Linked DNA regions of Homo sapiens: region 1 is linked to region 2. Evidence: chromatin contacts called from ENCODE Hi-C or POLR2A ChIA-PET data. All regions are on one chromosome and are shown on one strand. Each heading gives the region's core, a stretch centred on a gene start or an enhancer-like site at or near the end of the contact. The rest is flanking DNA. Distances are from core to core; before and after follow the strand shown.

What was found. A loop is a pair of places that touch in the nucleus more often than their neighbours do. ChIA-PET counts read pairs that join two places held with the same protein, here RNA polymerase II (POLR2A). Pooled maps may share reads with other maps.
Region 1: a loop to region 2 is called in a map of astrocyte of the cerebellum, with 9 times the contacts of the local background. The contact joins two enhancer-like sites. A Hi-C loop is called at or near these places in 13 of 168 maps with a recorded cell type or tissue (CD4-positive, alpha-beta memory T cell, IMR-90, Right ventricle myocardium inferior and 9 more) and 11 of 50 pooled maps. POLR2A ChIA-PET finds 5 or more read pairs at or near these places in 6 of 52 experiments (CD4-positive, alpha-beta T cell, CD4-positive, alpha-beta memory T cell, GM12878 and 3 more).

The regions. Positions count from the first base shown.
Region 1 is chr18:46,053,977-46,057,760 of GRCh38, reverse strand. The region is part of intron 1 of PSTPIP2 (proline-serine-threonine phosphatase interacting protein 2); the gene reads left to right. Among named protein-coding and RNA genes, the nearest start is that of PSTPIP2, 16 kb to the left of the region's middle. Within about 2 kb of position 2,085, at least 2 of the 41 ENCODE cell types and tissues checked have a DNase peak (open chromatin) inside an H3K27ac peak, as active enhancers do.
Region 2 is chr18:45,995,870-45,999,305 of GRCh38, reverse strand. It overlaps PSTPIP2 (proline-serine-threonine phosphatase interacting protein 2), which reads left to right. Exons shown (of 15, transcript NM_024430.4): 8 at 467-512; 9 at 1,478-1,557. Among named protein-coding and RNA genes, the nearest start is that of EPG5, 30 kb to the right of the region's middle. Within about 2 kb of position 1,530, at least 3 of the 41 ENCODE cell types and tissues checked have a DNase peak (open chromatin) inside an H3K27ac peak, as active enhancers do.

The DNA.
Region 1 (3,784 bases), core at 836-3,335, 58 kb before region 2:
CTCCCAAAGTGCTGGGATTACAGGTGTGAGCCACCACGCCTGGCCTATGGGTGGTTTTTGATTTTTCTTTTTTGCTAATGTGTTCATCATAGAACAATGAGATATTCTGTAAATTAAGAAAAAATAGTTTTGGGCAGGCACAGTGGGGCACGCCTGTAATCCCAGTGCTTTGGGAGATGGAGGTGGGTGGATCACCTGAGGTCAGGAGTTTGAGACCAGCCTGGCCAACGTGGTGAAATCCCATCTCTACTAAAAATACAAAACAATTAGACAGGCGTGGTGGCGCTCGCCTGTAATCCTAGCTACTCTGGAGGCTGAGGCAGAAGAATCGCTTGAACCTGGGAGGTGGAGGTTGCAGTGAGCTGAGACTGCGCCATTGTACTCCAGCCTGGGTGACGACAGTGAAACTCTGCCTCAAAAAAAAAAAGAAAAAGAAAAGAAAAAATAGTTTTAAATGTCTCCCAAGAAAGGTGGTGGTTAAGTCATGTGCACCTTCATGTGACCAAGCAATCTTTTCTCTGAGGGAGGCCCCTGTGGAGGGAGGGAGGGGTCTCTGCTGAGTGGGACGCAGGCAGAGCCAGGGCTAGGCTGAGGCACTTGCCTTGCACGTAAAATTTAAGGGGGAGCCAAAAAAACCCTCAGTAGTTTTTTTCCTTTGAGATGGAGTCTTGTTCTGTCGCCCAGGCTGGAGTGCAATGCCCTGATCTCGGCTCACTGCAACCTCCGCCTCCCCGGTTCAAGCAGTTCTCCTGCCTCAGCCTCCCAAGTAGCTGGGATTACAGGTACCCACCACTGCACCCAGCTAATTTTTTTGTATTTTTAGTAGAGATGGAGTTTCACCATGTTGGCCAGGCTGGTCTTGAACTCCTGACCTCAAGTGATCTGCCCACCTTGGCCTCCCAAAGTGCTGGAATTACAGGTGTGAGCCACCGCATCTGGCCAAGATAAATTATTCTTTAATGTAATATTTTAAAAAAACAAAGTTAATGAGAAAAACCCTTCCAGGAACAAAATATCAAAACTTTATTTCTTTAGAGACAGGGTCTCACTCTTCTGCCCAGGCTGGAGTGCAGTGGTGCAACCATACCTCACTGCAGCTTTGAACTCTTTGGCTCAAGTGAGCCTCCTGCCTCAGCCCCCGGAGTAGCTGGGACCACAGGTGTGCACCACCATGCTCTGCTATTTTAAAAATTTCTTGTAGAGACAGAGTCTTGCTGTGTGGCCCAGACTAGTCTCAAACTCCTGGTCTCAAACTCCTGGCCCAAGCGATCCTCCCACCTTGGCCTCCCAAAGCACTAGGATTACAGGCATGAGCAACCACGCCTGGCCCCTCAAAATTGTAAAGAAAGACAGAATTGAACCCTGCACATGCACGACCATGCCTCATCCTAGTAGGGGCCCTGGAGGAGGGTGACGTTTTGGACCAATGAGTACTTTAAGGAAGCACAGGGCACAACAGAGGGAAGCATGGATTTGGGGTGGGCAGGGAAAGCCTGGAGAGGGGAGTTGGAGAACATAAGTGATGATCCATTTTGCAAAGGGAATTCCTACAGACTCCCAGACCAGCTAAGGGATCTACATTGCCGAGGGACCACCTGGACATAAGAAGCGAAGCCAGCACAGATTCCCCATCATCCCAGCCCCTGCAGGGCTGTGGAGCTGTGGGGAGCCCATCTCTGCTGTAGAGAGAGAAGGGAGAGGGCAAGTTTGTGCTTGGGGCTCCTATAGAAGCTGTCCTAGTGAGAAAATGCACCTGCAGTTCAGTTAGGTACTTACTAAACAAGAAAGATACAGTCTAAAAATACTCGGTTTTCCCGTGGAGTAGAAGCTTGTTTGCCTGCTTTCTCTACCTTTATTTTCCTAATCCTCTTTTAAAAGTGATTTTTCCAGTAGACAAATGAGAGTCTAAAAGTAAATTGTAAAAATATGGAGAACTTTTATACTTTACTACTAATAAAAAAGTCCAAATTGTACAGTTTTGCTTTTAGCAAGTTTTAAAAAGTATATCAAGTGTCAGTATCTTTCACTGGGGGAAGGTGCAGGAAATGAGCATTTAGTCATTGCGGGTAAGCTGTTAGAGTTATTTTGGAGAGGATTTGGCTGTGTGCATTATTAGCCTTAACAATCACAAATGTTGGCACTGGCTGGGCACAGTGGCTCATGCCTGTAACCCTAGCACTTTGGGAGGCCGAGGCAGGCAGCTCGCTTGAGCCTAGGAGTTTGAGACCAACCTGGGCAACATCATGAAACCTCAACGAAAAAAATACAAAATATTAGCTGGGCATGGTGGCATGTGCCTGCAGTCCCAGCTACTGGGGTGGCAGAGGTGGGAGGATCACTTGAGCCCAATGCAGTGAGCTGTGATGACATCACTGCACTCCAGCCTGGGTAGCAGAGTGAGACTATACAAAGTACAAATTAACTATTAATAATTCCAGGGATTAGGATTTGGACATCTTTGGGAGAGGGTGTCACTATCTACCTACCACATTAGGTGATTGGAGGGAGAGGCACTGGATGTGTATGAGGGACAGAGGGACCATAGAGGACTTCTCCATGGAGATGACATTTGAATTGAGATGTGGTAAGGTCAAGCTAGCCTTCTGGATGTCAGGGGAAAGGGGAGAGATAACAGTGAGGCTGGAAAGGATCAGTTAGAGGAACAGAAAGACCAGTGCGACTTTAGTAGGAAGCAGGAACTGGCCAAATTGCTGAAAATCAGTTGACAAGAGCCAATTTGCTGATACGATCAAGTCACTAAAAACTAGTTTCTGTTAATTACCTACAAAGCTAAAATATGCTGTTGCCTCATTTTCAACAATTTTTAAAAATTAGTAGGTTTTTGGGAGGCTGAGGCGGGTGGATAACGAGGTCAGGAGTTTGAGACCAGCTTGACCAACGGTAAAGCCCCGTTTCTACTAAAAATACAAAAATTAGCTGGGCGTGGTGGCACGTGCCTGTAATCCTAGATACTCAGGAGGCTGAGGCAGGAGAATCATTTGAACCCAGGAGGCAGAGGTTGCAGTGAGCCAAGATCGCGCCACTGCACTCCAACCTGGGCGACAGAGCAAGACTCTGTCTCAAAAAAAAAAAAAAATTAGTAGGTTTTATTATTTAGAGCGGTTTTAGGTTTACAGAAAACTTGAACTCAAGCCCAGATTTCCCATCCGTTCTCCCTATTTTTCCTATTATTAACATCTTGCATTAATGTGGTATATTTGTTACAATTATGCACCAGTATGTATACATTATTATTCACTGAAGCTCATGGTTTATATTAGGTGTAGCTCTTTGTGTCCCATGGGTTTTGACAAATGAATAATGTCATATATCCACAATTATTGTATCATACAGAGTAGTTTCTCTGCCTTAAAATTCCCCTGTGCTCCACTTTTTCATCCATCACTCTTCCTTAAACCCCTGGCAACCAATGATCTTTTTACAATCTCTATAGTTTTGCCTTTTCTAGAATGTCATATGTAGACATGGGCCACATAATGACGTTTTGGTCAACAAGAGACTGCATATATGATGGTGGTCCCATAAAATAATAATGGAGTTGCTTTATACAGATGTACCATTTAAAAACATCCTCTGTACAAGTATTTTTACTATACCATTTCTGTTTGATATGTTTAGATACATAATACTCACCAGTGTGAGTATTGCCTACAATATTCAACACAGTGACATGCCGTACAGGTTTGTAGCCTAGGAGCAATAGGCCATACCATATAGCCTCACTGTGTAGTAGGCTACACCATCTAGGTTTGTGTAACTACAC
Region 2 (3,436 bases), core at 281-2,780:
GTCTTCTGAACCTGAAAAACCACTGCCACATATTTGGGGGTTAGGGGAAGAGCGACAGAAGCATGGCTATGAGGGAGGGAGATGGGGTGATAAGAGGTTGGAGGGATTTCCCAGTTGTTGTCATTTTTCTTAAAGACTCAGTTCATGTATTCTTTGTAGTCAGGCTGCCTTTTGCTTGGGTGGATTACAAATTTAACTTTGTAAAATCTAGATACAAGATTTCTGCAACCAGAGGGCTGGGTGTGTCTTTAGGAAGACACTGGGCAAGATGCTTTATGGATATTTTCCAAGATTGATAAGATTGCAGGGCACGTTGAATGATTTGCTCATGAGGGAAATGTACACAGGACTTGCACTAGACCTGGTCTCTTCATAGTTACTGCTTTTCAATCTGTTTTGCCTGTGGAAGCCTCGTCCAGCATTCCCAATGCTTGCTCTTTTTTTGTTTGTTTGTTTGTTTTCACAGCTTTTTGTGAAACTGGCAACTTCAAAGACCGCAGTAGAGGACTCAGGTGAGGGGGCAGTTCCTACGGATGGGGGAGGGTTGCTGGTGGGGTTTACGTTATCCTAAATGTGTCCCTGAGAAAGGGAGTTTTATATACCTTAAAGAGAGAATATATGGATATTCAGCAGGATTAGTGAGATATCTGAAGGGAAAAAGGGAGGAAGGAAGGGAGAGAGTAAGGAAGGGAGGGAGGAAAGGAAAGAAGAGGAGAGAGGAAGGGAGGGTATATTAGAACCCCGGAAGGTGGGAGGAGGCTATGAGGCCACTGTTTCTGGCTTCTGTCTGCTTAGATCTTGCTGCCTTACATGGGAGTGAGATGGTGGAGTCATGTGGTAGCGGCTTTGCAATCAGGTGCTTCCTCTGATGTATTGGGGCATCTATCTAAAAGACCATTTCAGCCCCGGTAGCTCTTATCTGCTGTGAAACAGCCAAGCTGCAAGGCCTTGTTATCACTGAAATCTAAGACCCAAACCAGGCATTTGCAAAAGCTTCTAATTCCCAGAATATCCTGCAGGAAATATCCCTCATGACTGTGGTGGTTATGTACATCTTAATCTCTACATTTGAAACTAAAGTAACTTGGTGCCCCTTTAGGGCTCAAGGTAGTTCTCTTCTCTGCATCCTTCATCAGACAATTTTGAAAATGAAAAGCGATGGGAAATACTGAGGTGGAATTACACAAACAAAACCCTGGCTGAGGTTTCTTATCAGCTTTCACTTCTTCCTTAGAACCTTTCTTTCTCAATGTTAGGTCCAATGTTTAAAAAGAAAGTGATACCCTCCTTTGCCTACTTCACCAAATATGATGAGGGTGAGAGATGCAATAACTCCCAGTGCTCAGAGTCCTGGGGGCCTTGTAAGCTCAGCACAACTCGGATGAGTTTCTTTTGCCATCTGAGACCAGCCTGTGGGTGTATCTGCGAGCCACCTTCCTGTCTAGTTTCTGACCCAGGTCTCTCCCTTCTGTTGCAGACAAAGCATACATGCTGCACATCGGCACCCTGGATAAGGTCCGAGAAGAGTGGCAGAGTGAGCACATCAAGGCCTGCGAGGTACCCGTAACCGGAAGCTGCTCAGGACTGGGGTGGGTGGGTGGGGGTGTGTGTAACAGGAAGCTGCTCAGGACGGGGGGGGGAGGGGAGGAGGGGGAGGGGAGGGAGGGAAGGGGGAGTGGGGCCGGGGGTTGGGGGAGGACGAGGGGGCGGGAGGTGGGTCTTCTGCCCAGAACCTGGAGAGTCTACTTTTGTAGAAATGATCTGCCCGGATTCTCATAGGGTTACAGAGCTTGAGGGCAAATTAGAAATCAGAAATTTGGCCAGGCACGGTGGCCCATGCCTGTAATCCCAGCACTTTGGGAGGCCGAGGTGGGTGGATCACCTGAGGTCAGGAGTTCAAGACCATCTGGCCAACATGGTGAAACCCTGTCTCTACTAAAAATACAAAAATTAGCCGGGTGTGGTGGCGCACACCTGTAATCCCAGCTATTCTAGAGGCTGAGGCAGGAGTATAGCTTGAACCTGGGAGGCGGAAGTTGCAGTGAGCCAAGATAGTGCCATTGCACTCCAGCCTGGGCGACAGAACAAGACTCCGTCTCCAAGAAAACAAACAAACAAAAAAAGAAATCAGAAATTTAAGTGAAGAATGGAAGGAACTGGAATAGTTTTCCCCAAACCTTGTCTGCCTCATCCCCATCCTGACCATGCTGTCCAACAGTTCAAATTTTAGTCTAATGTTGGGTTAGCACAAGCATAGAATAGCTGAATCAGTTAATGGTCGATTAAGTAATTATCTTTGGAGAGCCCGGCCTCAATAGGCTCTAAAGGGAATGCCAACAGCAAGTGAGTAGGCTTTGGAGATTTGTTTGTTTGCTTTTTGTTTTGAGTCTGGGTCTCACTCTGTCGCCCAGGCTGGAGTGCAGTGGCATGATCAGAGCTCACTGCAGCCTGAAACCCCATGAGCTCAAGTGAAGTAGATGGGACTACAGGCGTGCACCACCACGCCTTGTTAATTATTTATTATTTATTTTATTTTTAAAGAGACAGGGACTTGCTCTGTTGCCCAGGCTGGTCTTGAGCTCCTGGGTCTCAAGCAATCCTTCCACCTTTGCCTCCTGAGTTGCCAGGGTTACAGGCATGAGCCACCATGCCTGGCTGGAGGGTTTTCTTTTTTTTTTTTACTCTCCTCATACCTTCAATTTCACCACTGCTCCCTTTCTTTTGCAGCAAATGACCTCACAATTTCCAAGAGAAAATAAAAAACATAACTTGGAAGCTTGCTTAAGTTTCTGTCATCCTGCCTACACATTTTCTTCCAGTGGTTCTCAAAGTGAGGTCCTAGGACTGGTAGCATCAGCATCACCTGGGAACTTGTTAGAAATGCAGGTTCTCAGACCAACCTCAGACCTACCGAATCAGAAACTCTGGGGGTAAAGCCCAGCAATCTCTGTGCTAATAAGCCTTCCAAGTGATTTTGATGGGAATTCAAGTATAAGAATCATTGACAGACACGCCTGCCCCACTCCTTTTTTCCTGTTAGCACAGAAAAGGGGCTGTTCCTTCCTTGTTCAAGATCTTTTTTCATCCAGCTTGCCTTTCCCCACCTTCTTGGGCATGGAGAACTTGTCAACTTCTGTTATCTTGCACACAGACTCAACTCTCTCCTAGCTTTAAAACCCACCAGTTCAGCCAGGCATGGTGGCTGCTAATGCCTGTAATCCCAGCACTTTGGGAGGCCAAGGCAGGCAGATCACCTGAGGTCAGGAGTTCAAGACCAGTCTGGACAACATAGTGAAACCCAGTCTCTACTAAAAATACAAAAATTAGCTGGATGTGGTGGCAAGCACCTGTAATCCCAGCTACTTGGGAGGCTGAGGTGGGAAAATCACTTGAGCCCGGGAGGTGGAGGTTTCAGTGAGCTGAGATCATGCCACTA